3 separate regions of the Homo sapiens genome follow, and regions 2 and 3 are each linked to region 1. Evidence: read pairs that join two places in POLR2A ChIA-PET (ENCODE). Cell type or tissue: B cell. All regions are shown on one strand. Region 1 has its middle 4.6 kb from the start of SLC25A20. Region 2 overlaps ARIH2 (ariadne RBR E3 ubiquitin protein ligase 2). Region 3 overlaps PRKAR2A (protein kinase cAMP-dependent type II regulatory subunit alpha).

The links. ChIA-PET counts read pairs that join two places held together with the same protein. Peaks named below come from ENCODE experiments on the same cell type or tissue, not always from the same donor. Only the 100,000 strongest peaks of a DNase experiment are listed, where the experiment ranks them.
Region 2: POLR2A ChIA-PET joins it to region 1 with 5 read pairs; 11 of 35 experiments call an interaction of 5 or more read pairs at or near these places.
Region 3: POLR2A ChIA-PET joins it to region 1 with 5 read pairs; 9 of 35 experiments call an interaction of 5 or more read pairs at or near these places.

The regions. Positions count from the first base shown.
Region 1 is chr3:48,901,503-48,905,502 of GRCh38, forward strand. No RefSeq gene overlaps it. Among named protein-coding and RNA genes, the nearest start is that of SLC25A20, 4.6 kb to the left of the region's middle. In B cell, no CTCF peak of the experiment used is centred here; DNase peaks (open chromatin) are centred at 2,199 and 3,209; H3K4me3 peaks cover 291 bases; H3K27ac peaks cover 378 bases.
Region 2 is chr3:48,963,479-48,967,478 of GRCh38, forward strand. It overlaps ARIH2 (ariadne RBR E3 ubiquitin protein ligase 2), which reads left to right. Exons shown (of 16, transcript NM_006321.4): 5 at 1,441-1,504; 6 at 3,647-3,797. Among named protein-coding and RNA genes, the nearest start is that of P4HTM, 25 kb to the right of the region's middle. RefSeq lists an enhancer at 64-711. In B cell, no CTCF peak of the experiment used is centred here; no DNase peak of the experiment used is centred here.
Region 3 is chr3:48,763,393-48,767,392 of GRCh38, forward strand. It overlaps PRKAR2A (protein kinase cAMP-dependent type II regulatory subunit alpha), which reads right to left. Exons shown (of 11, transcript NM_004157.4): 7 at 1,856-1,957; 8 at 1,612-1,686. Among named protein-coding and RNA genes, the nearest start is that of IP6K2, 48 kb to the left of the region's middle. RefSeq lists a silencer at 531-731. In B cell, no CTCF peak of the experiment used is centred here; no DNase peak of the experiment used is centred here.

The DNA.
Region 1 (4,000 bases):
GAGATCGCGCCACTGCACTCCAGCCTGGGCAACAGAGTGAGACTCCGTCTCAAAAAAAAAAAAAAAAGAAAAGAAAAAAAAAGAATTATGGGCCGGGCACAGTGGCTCACACCTGTAATCCCAACATTTTGGGAAGCCCAGGCAGGCGGATCATGAGGTCAAAGTTCGAGACCAGCCTGGCCACCATGGTGAAATGCTCTCTCTACTAAAAATACAAAAATTAGCTAGGCGTGCTGGCATGTACCTATAATCCCAACTGCTCAGGAGGCTGAGGCAGGAGAATCGTTTGAACCCAGGAGGCAGAAGTTGCAGTGAGCCGAGACCACGCCATTGCACTCCACCCTGGGTGACAGAGCAAAACTCCGTCTCAAAAAAAAAAAAACCACAAAAAAACAACTATATGCATTGGAGCAAATTTTTAGAAAGGGATTCATAAATGCCTTCACACAGGAAAAAATAGGCAATCAAGCATTCTCATTCGAATGAGGGGCCAGGCGCAGTGGCTCACACCTGTAATCCCAGCACTTTGGGAGGCCAAGGTGAGTGGATCGTGAGGTCGGGAGATCAAGACCATCCTGGCCAACATAATGAAACCCCATCTCTACTAAAAATACAAAAATTAGCTGGGCATGGTGGCATGTGCCTGTAATCCCAATACTAGGGAGGCTGAGGCAACAGAATCACTTGAACCAGGGAGTGGGAGGTGGCAGTGAGCTGAGATGGCACCACTGCACTCCAGCCTGGCCACAGAGCAAGACTCTGTCTCAATAATCATCATCATCATCATCAGGGCCAGGCACCATGGCTCATGCCTATAATCCCAGAAATTTGTGAGGTCGAGAGAGGCAGATCATTTGAGGTCGGGAGTTCAAGACCAGCCTGACCAACATGGTGAAACCCCATCTCTACTAAAAATACAAAAAAAATTATCTGGTGTGGTCGTGGGTGCCTGTAATCTTGGCTACAAGGGAGACTGAGGCAGGAGAATTGCTTGAACCCAGGAGGCAGAAATTGCAGTGAGCAGGGATCGCTGACAGAGTGAGACTCTGTCTCAAAAAGAAAAAAAGAATCAGAACACATTATATATATATACTTTTTTTTTTTGAGGCGGAGTCTTGCTCTGTGGCCCAGGCTGGAATGCAATGGTGTGATATTGGTTCACTGCAACCTCCACCTCCAGGGTACAAGCGATTCTCTTGCCTCAGCCTCATGAGTAGCTGGGATTACAGGCACCCGCCACCACACCTGGCTGATTTTTGTATTTTTAGTAGAGACAGGGTTGGCCAGGTGCAGTGGCTCACATCTGTAATCCCAGCACTTTGGGAGGCTGAGGCGGGTGGATCACCTGAGGTCAGGCGTTCAAGACCAGCCTGGCCATCATGGTGAAACCCCATCTCTGTTAAAAATACAAAAATTAGCTGAGCGTGGTGGTAGGCACCTGTTATCTTAGCTACTCGGGAGGCTGAGGCAGGAGAATTTCTACAACCCGGGAGGTGGAGGTTGCAGTGAGCCAAGATCGTGCCATTGCACTCCAGCCCAGGCAACAACATCAAGACTCCATCTCTGAAAAAAAAAAAAAAAGATATAAAAATTAGTCAGGTGTGATGGCAGGCACCTGTAGTCCCAGCTACTTGGGAGGTGAGGTATGAGAATTGCTTGAACCCAGGAGGCAGAGGTTGCAGTGGGCCAAGATCTTGCCACTGTACTCCCGCCTGGGTGACAGAGAGAGATTCTGTCTCAAAAAAAAAAAAAAAAAATTGATCCTCATACTCAGCCAAACTAGCATCCAAGCAGGAGGATGAAACAGTATCACTCAACTATGCAAACAGACACGTGGGAAGTTGGCTCATGCCTGTAATCCCAGCACTTTGGGAGGCCAAGGTGGGCGGATCACAAGGTCAGGAGATCGAGAACATCCTGGCTAACATGGTGAAACCCCGTCTCTACTAAAAATACAAAAACAAAATTAGCCGGGCATGGTGGTGGGCGTCTGTAGTCTCAGCTACTCGGGAGGCTGAGGTGGGAGAATGGTGTGAACCCGGGAGGCGGAGCTTGCAGTGAGCCCAGATCGTGCCACTGCACTCCAGCCTGGGGGACAGAGCAAGACTCCGTCTCAAAAACAAAACAAAACAAAACAAAAAAAGTAGGAAGTTTGCTATACATGGCTGGGCATGGTCACTCACACCTGTAATCCCAGCTCATTGGGAGGCCAAGGTGAAAAAAAAAACACATAAAAATTAAAAAGCAAAAAGCAAAACCAAGAAAGAAAACATGGCAAGCAAATAAATTTGTGAAATCTGAAACCTGTAGTTATCTTTACGATCATTGATGTTAAAGTTTGCTATATGTGGGAAGGGCATGGTGGCTCAGGCCTGTAATTCCAGCACTTTGGGATCCTAAGATAGGAGAATTGCTTGAGCAATTCTCAAGTTAAAGACCAGTCTGGGAAACATGGCAAGACCCCCCCACATCTTTAAAAAAAAAAAAAATTGGCTTTTTTTTTTTTTTTTTTTTTGAGACGGAGTCTGGCTCTGTTGCCCAGGCTGGAGTGCAGTGGCGTGATCTCGGCTCACTGCAACCTCTGCGTGAGCCACCGCACCTGGCAACTTTTTTTTTCCTTAGAATCTCACTCCAACACCCAGGCTGAGTGCAGTGGTGTGATCTTGGCTCACTGCAACCTCCAGTTCCTGGGTTCAAGCGATTCTCCTGCCTCAGCCTCCTGAGTAGCTGGGACTACAGGCATGCACCACCAAATCCGGCTAATTTTTGTATTTTGTAGAAATAGGGTTTCACTATCTTGGCCAGGCTGGTCTCAAACTCCTGGCCTCAAGTGATCCAACTGCCTCAGCCTTCCAAAGTGCTAGGATTACAGGCATGAGCCACCGTGCCCAGCCTCCACTTTCTTCTTTATTTTTATTTTTTGAGACAGTCTTGCTCTGTAGCCCAGGCTGGAGTGCAGTGGCGCGATCGCGGCTCACTGCAACCTCCACCTCCCGGGTTCAAGCAATTCTTCTGCCTCAGCCTCCTGAGTAGCTGGGACTACAGGTGCCTGCCACCACGCCCAGCTAATTTTTTGTATTTTTAATAGAGACAAGGTTTCACCATGTTAGCCAGGATGGTCTCGATCTCCTGACCTCATGATCTACCCATGTCTGCCTCCCAGAGTGCTGGGATTACAGGCATGAGCCACTGCACCTGGCCAAGCTTTCACTTTCTTTTTCTTTTTCTTTTCTTTTTTTTTTTTTTTTTTTTGAGACAGACTCTCGCCCTGTCACCCAGGCTGGAGTGCAATGGCGACATCTGGGCTCACTGCAACCTCTGCCTCCCGGGTTCACAGGATTCTCCTGCCTCAGCCTCCCAAGTAGCTGGGATTACAGGCGTTCGCCACCACGCCCAGCTACTTTTTGTATTTGTAGTAGAGACGGGTTTCATCATGTCGGCCAGGCTGGTCTCCAACTCTTGACCTCCTGATCCGCCCACCTCAGCCTCCCAAAGTGCTGGGATTACAGGCGTGAGCCACTGTGCCCAGCCTCCTCCACTTTCTTATTTGAAAAACACATTAAATTTTTTTTTTTTTGAGACGACGTCTTGCTCCTTTTTCCCAGGCTGGAGTGCAATGGCCAGATCTCGGCTCACCGCAACCTCCGCCTGCCGGGTTCAAGCAATTCTCCTGCCTCAGTCTGGCGAGTAGCTGGGATTACAGACGGGTGCCACTACGCCAGGCTAATTTTTGTATTTTTAGTAGAGACAGGGTTTCACCATGTTGGCCAGGCTGCTCTTGAACTCCTGACCTTGTGATCTGCCTGCCTCAGCCTCCCAAAGTGCTGGGATTACAGGCGTGAGCCACCGCGCCAAGCCCAGAAAACATTAATTTTTAAAAAACAAAAAGGATAAAAAATAAAATGTCACTGTCCTCTAGACTGGATGGGAGTGTGAGATCCTGTCTCTACAAAAATAAAAAACAATAAAAAAAAGAAACATGGCCAGGTGTGGTGGCTCA
Region 2 (4,000 bases), 62 kb after region 1:
AATTCCTGGTATCTTGGAAATATGTTGACCTGGGCTTTGTGTGGCACTTTTATTGCCACTTGATAATTCTGTTATAAATGGAAAATTATTGTAGGTAACTCTTACTGTCACGTAATTTTTCTGGAGTTAAATATAGAAAAGGAATTATTGGCTATAGCATACGTGTAGTTTTGTCTTTGCTAAATAATTCCAGGTTGTTTTCCAGAGTGATTTACCACTTTACACGCTCAGCAGTGGTATATAGGTGTTCCTGATATTGTAAGACTTAAAGTTTTGCAGTTTGGTGGATGTAAATGGCATCTAATTGTTTCAATGGTCCTGTATTATTAAGGAGGTTGAGAATCTTTTCATATGTTTAATGGCCATTTGTGCTGCCTCCTCCTTTGAAATGCCTGTTAAGTCTTCTCCCCATTTTTTATTGAGTTATTTTGTTATTCCAAATGGATCCTTCCCCCTTCTCCCATGTCCAGTTCCTAGAACCAAATGGATTTTTAGGAGTTTTGTTTACTCTGAATACTGATCCTTTGCCAGTTATTTTTTTTATTTTTATTTTTATTTTTATTTTTTTTAAAGACAGAGTCTTGCTCTGTCTCCCAGGCTGGAGTGCAGTAGTGCAGTCTCTGCTCACTGCAACCTCCACCTCCCAGGTTCAAGCGATCCTCCTGCTTCAGTCTCCCAAGTAGCTGGGATTACAGGCATGAGCCAACACTCCCGGATAGGGTTTCACCATATTGGCCAGGTTGGTCTCAAACTCCTGACCTCAAGTGATTTACCCACCTCGGCCTCCCAAAGTGCTGAGACTACAGGTGTGAGCCACTGCGCCCAGCCATATATATAGAATTTTTTTTTTTTTTTGAGACAGAATCTCGCTCTGTCTTGCAGGCTGGAGTGCAATGGCACAATCTCAGCTCACTGCAACCTCTGCCTCCCGGGTTCGAACGATTCTCTTGCCTCAGGCTCCCAAGTAGCTGGGACTATAGGCACGTGCCACCATGCCCAGCTAATTTTTGTATTTTTAGTAGAGACGGGTTTCACCATCTTGGCCAGGCTGGTCTCAAACTCCTGACCTCAAGTGATCTGCCCGCCTCGGCCTCCCAAAGTGCTGGGATTGCAGGAGTAAGCCACTGCGCCTGGCCTAGAAGTTTATATATTGAATTATCTTCCAGCTTATGGCTTGGCTTTTGACTTTGGTGTCTTCTGATGAATTGAGGTTCTTAAATGTAGCATGATTTATTGGGCTTTATATTTTTTATTATTCCTTTATATTTTGCATTTTCTGTCTTGAGAAAAAAAGTCTTTGTACTGAGATAAAAGGAAGCTTAGTTCTGTGAGAAAGTAGAGACAAAGATGCTCTAAACATCTTTCTCTGTCCTGTTATTGTTCAGGGGTAAAAATGTCTTTAGCTTCTGATTGCCTTCATTTCTGCTTTTTGTTTTGTAGATACAAGTCCAATTCTGCTCAACTGCTTGTTGAGGCTCGAGTTCAGCCTAATCCATCAAAACATGTGAGTGTCTATTACTTGAATGAGGCTTCTCCTAATTGCATGTGGTTCTTGCTTTGGCTTGCAGTGTCCTTAAGAGCTATCTTTACTTGGCTGGGTGCGGTGTGGCTCACGCCTGTAATCCCAGCACTTTGGGAGGCTGAGGCGGGTGGATTACGAGGTCAGGAGATCGAGACCATCCTGGCTAACACGGTGAAACCCTGTCTCTACTAAAAATACAAAAAAAAAAAATTAGCCGGATGTGGTGGCAGGCACCTGTAGTCCCAGCTACTCGGGAGGCTAAGGCAGGAGAAAGGCGTGAACCCGGGAGGCGGAGCTTGCAGTGAGCCAAGATCATGCCACTGCACTCCAACCTGGGCGACAGAGCGAGACTCTGTCTCAAAAAAAAAAGGAGCTCTCTTTGCTTTGTTTATAGTTCAACATGCCCACAATATTTGTTCTAGTATTGACTTAAATCTTCTGTTATGGTTTGAAAAGTTTCCTTATAGATAGGGACTAAGTCATTGCCTGTCCTTGGGCCCTCTCCAGCCCCACTTTCCTCTCTGCACTTTCAGCCTGCACTCCATTCCTTCTGGGTGCTTTGGTGTGTCTGAGATTACTGCATATGTCTTCTGTTTGTGCCTTCCCTTCCTAGAATGTTCAGACTCTGGCTCCACCTTTGCTTATAGGGAGGGAATTCACCTTTAAAGACCCCAGTCCGGCCAGGCACGGTGGCTCACGCCCATAATCCCAGCACTTTGGGGGGCCGAGGCGGGCGGATCACTTGAGGTCAGGAGCTTGAGACCAGCCTGGCCAACATGGTGAAACCCCATCTCTACTAAAAATACAAAAATTAGCCAGGCCTGGTGGCGCATGCCTGTAATCCTAGCTACTTGGGAGGCTGAGGCAGGAGAACTGGTTGAACCCGGGAGGTGGAGGTTGCAGTGAGCCAAGATCGCACCCCTGCATGCACTCCAGCCTGGGCGACAGACACTCCATCAGAAGAAAAAAAAAATCTAAGCCACCTCTGACAAAGCCTGTCTCCTGGATCATTCCCCTGGAAACTCACCTAATTATATCTATAAACTTTTACATGTGTGTTATAGTGATTAACTCATATCATTTTACCACCCCTACCATAGAAGCTGTATTTTAACAATGCATAGCAATTTCCTGTTTATCTAGGAGCTAAACGAACATATGTCGAATATTTTTTGAATGAGGGCCATGCTAAAATAGATCTTGGAAGGCAGAATTGGGGCTCAGATCACCACATAATTTCTGCAGCCTCTTAAGACAAAGGTTTCCAGAAGCAAAATGGATAAACATGAGAATCCAGTTCTTTTTCTCAACTTGTTTTTTTATATTCCCAGTTAACTAAAAAGAACCTAATGTTCTTGTAAGTGGACTTTTCCATTGGTTTGTGGTTTTAGCCAAGGTCCCCAGATTGTCTTTCTCTGCCAGTTTGTGTAGCATGATGTGGATTCTGGAGTTCATGCTATACAGTTATTTGCACACATTCTAGAAGAGTTTCTTCCCCTAGTTGGTGTCTCCACATCCCCCCCGCCAATATTAATTACATGTGACATCTGGTGTATTAAGGATGAGTTGTAACTTGGTAAAGGCTGTAGTATTTTGTGGTTTGGGTACGTCGATATAGTGAAACCACTGTCCTTGACAAGTAAAACTACAGTGTTGGCTGTTAGAAGATTTATAAACTCATCCTCTAATAACCTTTGTGACTAGGTTTCTAGTAGTTGTGAGGGGCAACTCTGCTGTGCTTAACAGGGGTAGTCTACAAAAGAAACCTGATAGCTTCTAAAAGAATTTGGACTAAGTGACTTCTAAGGACCTTGGCAATTCTGAAACCCTGAGTTTTTCAGTCTGCCATTATAAACCACTGTAAGTTCTCATTTCAGCCTTGTTTCTGCCTCTGAATCCTGGTGATTTTGCAAGCCCAGCCCAGCTGCCACCTCCTTCAGGAAGCCTTCCTGGTATATACTTTTAGCTTAGTACCCTTGGGACTCAGAGTCCACACATTGCAGTTGAGCTCTGATACTTGTTGCAGGGTGAGGATCACTTTCCATGCACCCGGCTGCATGAGGTACCCTTATGGCCTTCTGGACCTGACTCCTCTTTGGCTCATGTGGCTCTGTTTCTCTCCAGGTTCCCACATCCCATCCCCCTCACCACTGTGCAGTGTGTATGCAGTTTGTGCGAAAGGAAAACCTACTCTCTCTGGCCTGTCAGCACCAGTTTTGCCGCAGCTGCTGGGAGCAGCACTGCTCAGTTCTCGTCAAGGACGGCGTGGGCGTGGGTGAGTCTGCCACAAAACTTATAAAAAGCTGGCATGAAGTGTTTATCTTTGACTCTGCCTTTTCATGTACTCAAGTAAACTGAGTATTTTCTTCTGAGCCTGATTGGGGTTTTTATCATCAGAACTAGTGATTTTCAAATACATCCATACAAACAGTGACAAAGTTTTCCCCAGTCCTCAGCAAAACGAGAAAACTAAATATA
Region 3 (4,000 bases), 140 kb before region 1:
GAGCACAGACCATGAAGAAAACACTATTGACTTCTCACATCTCCTGACATACTTCCTGAAAACCCAGTATGAGACAGGCCTAGAACCTTCAGGATGACTTGAAGGTCCTTTGAATGTTACTTAAAGCACCTTAGGTTCAGAAGCAAATGTGGCCAGTTAACATCTCCCATTTCTGAATCTCAGCACTACATTCTTACCATACCAGGATACCTGCTCTGAAACACAGCTCACACCACTGGCCTTTGCTAATATTGTTTTCTTGCTCTGAAGGACCTTTCCCTGATCCCAAACATTGAAATTGCACTTGTTTTTTAAGCCCATCTCAAATGGCATTTCCTCAATGAAACCATATGTATTACTTCCATTTCTATGTTCTCACTGTCGTTCATACTCTCCTTCATTATAGTGCTTATCATATCTGGTCCTACCTATCTTAATAAATGTTTATAGAATATTCCAATTTCTAATTAAAAGAATTATTAATAGTAACGGCTCCTAGAAAACAAATACATTTAGAGATGTGACTCAGAGTAGACATCATATTTTTGTTAGTCCTTTATCTCTTCCAAGGGAGCTTTTTTCTCCCCTTTTATGGTAAGTCTGATTAGTCCTTGTGTTCTAGTGGGGCCAACTCCACCCACAGGACCCACACCTGACCAATCTGAGCCTTTCCTCCTCGTAGTCTCAGTACTGGGTTCTAGGATAAGCATATCACCCAACCTAGACCAACCATGTATCTTCTCCGTGCTCTTGAGCCAGAACCATAGGCAGATAAGCTTATACCTGGAAAAGTCCAATACTATTTATGTTTAATTAAAAATACAAACACAGCGGACAAAGAAAATTATCAGACAGTACTCATTACAATGATCTAGCCCACTGTTTAGTAATCTTTACATCTTACAAATTTGGTTAATCACTGAAGACTGTGAACTCTGATTTGTGTTAGATTAGCCAAAAGGATGCCTTTGTGTCAAATATAGAAAGTTAGAGGACAGAACTCTTTAACCTTCCCCAGGTTCTAATAGCAATGGATGAAACTTACTTAAGGTCAAAAGAAAATGACATCAAAAGAACAAACACTAGAAGCCAAGGAAAGGTGAGAGGAAGCAAGAGATCTGCACGTGTCAGTAAGACGGACGTCAATAAGCTTCAGAGGACTACATAATAGTCCTCTGAAGTATGATCTATTACCTGGTAATAAGAGCTCCCAACAGTGGGAGAACATAGAAGGTTTTTTGGTTTTTTTTTGAAATGGAGTCTTGCTCTGTTGCCCAGGCTGGAGGCAGTGGCGCAATCTCGACTCACTGAAACCTTTGCCTCCTGGGTTCCAGCAATTCTCCCGCCTCAGCCTCCCAAGTAGCTGGGATTACAGGCATGGGCCACCACACCCAGCTAATTTTTGTATTTTTAGTAGAGATGGAGTTTTACCATGTTGGCCAGGCTGGTCTTGAACTCCTGGCCTCAAGTGATCCACCTGCCTCAGCCTCCCGAAGTGTTGGGATTACAGGCGTGAGCCACTGCGTCCGGCAAGAAGTTTTTGAGATAAATGATGTACTAGTTCTTCAGGGGTGACTTCCAGGAAAGGAGCTGCGTAAAGCCCTCACTCACCTGAGTGATTATGCGTTCTCCATCCTTATAGATCTTCTCTCCTATTACATCCACAATCTTCATTCGTTCTGACACCTGAAACAACAAATTCACAAATAAAAGGAAAAGACCTTAATTGAAAGTCACAATAGCTATGCAGCACAGAAATAGGATTAGAATAGTATGATTTGAAAACCTAACAACAGAATAGTTTTAAAAGCTTTTCCTGATCCCCATGAACAGATTCTTATTCAAGCCACTTTACCTCTAGTGATTTAAGGAGGGGCACAGACTCAATAAATGATTCAAACATCTTCCTCTTCTTTGCATTATTTTTCACTATGATTCTTCTAAAAGTCACCCGGTCCTACAAGAAAGAATATGAAAATTCTAGTAAATGCCTATATACAGGAACATCTATGGTTTAATTAACTGGCCAAAGCAAATATTAGAGGAATATGTAAGTTACTGTGTTAATTAAGTGTTTAATGATACTTCAATCTTGAGTCATCACTGGAAGTAAAGGACCTATAGCCTGAGCCAGCCAGATGCCCACATGCTGTTGCTTGCTATCTAGCACTCAATAGGTGCCACCTATGGGTCATAAATAGAACCCAAAACAGAAAACACCTAAACATTTATGAGCTCACTGTCACTGTTCAATATCAAAAAAGACACCTCTAGTGAGCCGAGATCATGTCACTGCACTCCAGCCTGGGTGACAGAGTGAGACCCTCATTTCAAAAAAAAAAAAAAAAAAAAAAAAGAGACACCTCACCAAAAGAGAGAATAAAACAATCATTTAATCCTTAGAATCCAGGATTTAAAAAAACTTAAAAAATCCAAAACAATTAGATTGTTCTTGCCTAAAAAAAGAACAATTAGATTGTTCTTACCCTAAAAAAGTTTACAATCTTAATGGGGAGATAATATAAAATATCAAAATATGAAGGTTGGCTGAATGCAGTGGCTCACTGCCTGTACTCCTAGCATTTTGGGAGGCTAAGGTGGGCAAATTGCTTGAGCCCAGGAGTATGAGACCAGCCTAGGCAACATGGTGAAACACGCTCTCTACGAAAAAATACACAAAAAAAGTTAGCTGGGCATGGTGGCACTTGTCTGTACTTGGGTGGCTGAGGTGAAAGGCTCACCAGAGCCTGAGAGGTCAAAGCTGCAGTGAGTTGTGATTGTACCACTGCATTCCAGCCTGGGCAGCAGAGTGACACTATGTCCCAAAAACAACAATATCAACAACAACAACAACAACAACAAAATACATAGGAATAAAAAGTCTACATTTCAAGGACAGGTGCAGTGGCTCACACCTGTAATCCCAGCATTCTGGGAGGCTGAGTCAGACAGATCACTTGAGCTCAGGAGTTCAAGACCAGGCTGTGCAACATGGTGAAACCCCATCTCTACAGAAAATACAAAAATTAGCTGGGCATGGTGGCGTTTGTCTAGTCCCAGCTAGTTGGGAGGCTGAGGCTGGAGAATCACTTGAGCTCAGGAGGCTAAGGTTGCAGTGAGCTGAGATTGCGCCACTGCACTCCAGCCTGGGTGACATAAGTTGAAACTGTGTCTCAAAAAAAAATAAAATAAAAATAAAAAGTCTACAGTTCAAGACAGCATATGAGCATATGAAATGTGCTTGATGAAACTACAGAAGACAAGTGCCACATAAATTTCAAGGTAAGAAGGGGAGATCACAGTAGGCAGGAGTGATCAAAGATTATTTTGCAGCAAAAATGTCTAGGACCTGAAAGAGAGGTAGGATTTAAGTTAATGGAGAGACACGGGAGGAATACGCAAGATGGAAGGCAGGCATATGAAAGATACCTTGACTCTAGCAAGTCATGGATTCCTTCTGTTTTATTTTGAGATAGGGTCCCCCAATGTTGTCCAGGCTGGCTTTGAACTCCTGGGGTCAAGTGATCTCCCCACCTCAGCCTCCCAAGTAGCTGGGACTACAGGTACACAACACTGTGCCTGGCTTAGTAAGTAATGGATTCTGATCAGAAGACAGTTAACCAAACCAGGCACTTCTCAGATATGTGTACACATGTGCAGGGAGATACATGTGAGAATGTTAATTGCTTAGTCTTAGATTCCTAAATGGGCAAGCAGTTATTTGTATCTAAGTTAACTACCTTTCTTCCACCTCAGGCTGTCAGGACTATACATATATACATTTTGTCAGAAAGTATAATAATGGGCTGGGCGCAGTGGCTCACGCCTGTAATCCCAGAACTTTGGGAGGCCGAGGCAGACGGATCGCTTGAGGTCAGGAGTTCAAGACCAGCCTGGCCAATATGGTGAAACCACATCTCTACTAAAAATACAAAAATTAGCCAGGCATGGTGGTGGGCGCCTGTAATCCCAGCTTCTTGGGACGCTGAGACAGGAGAAT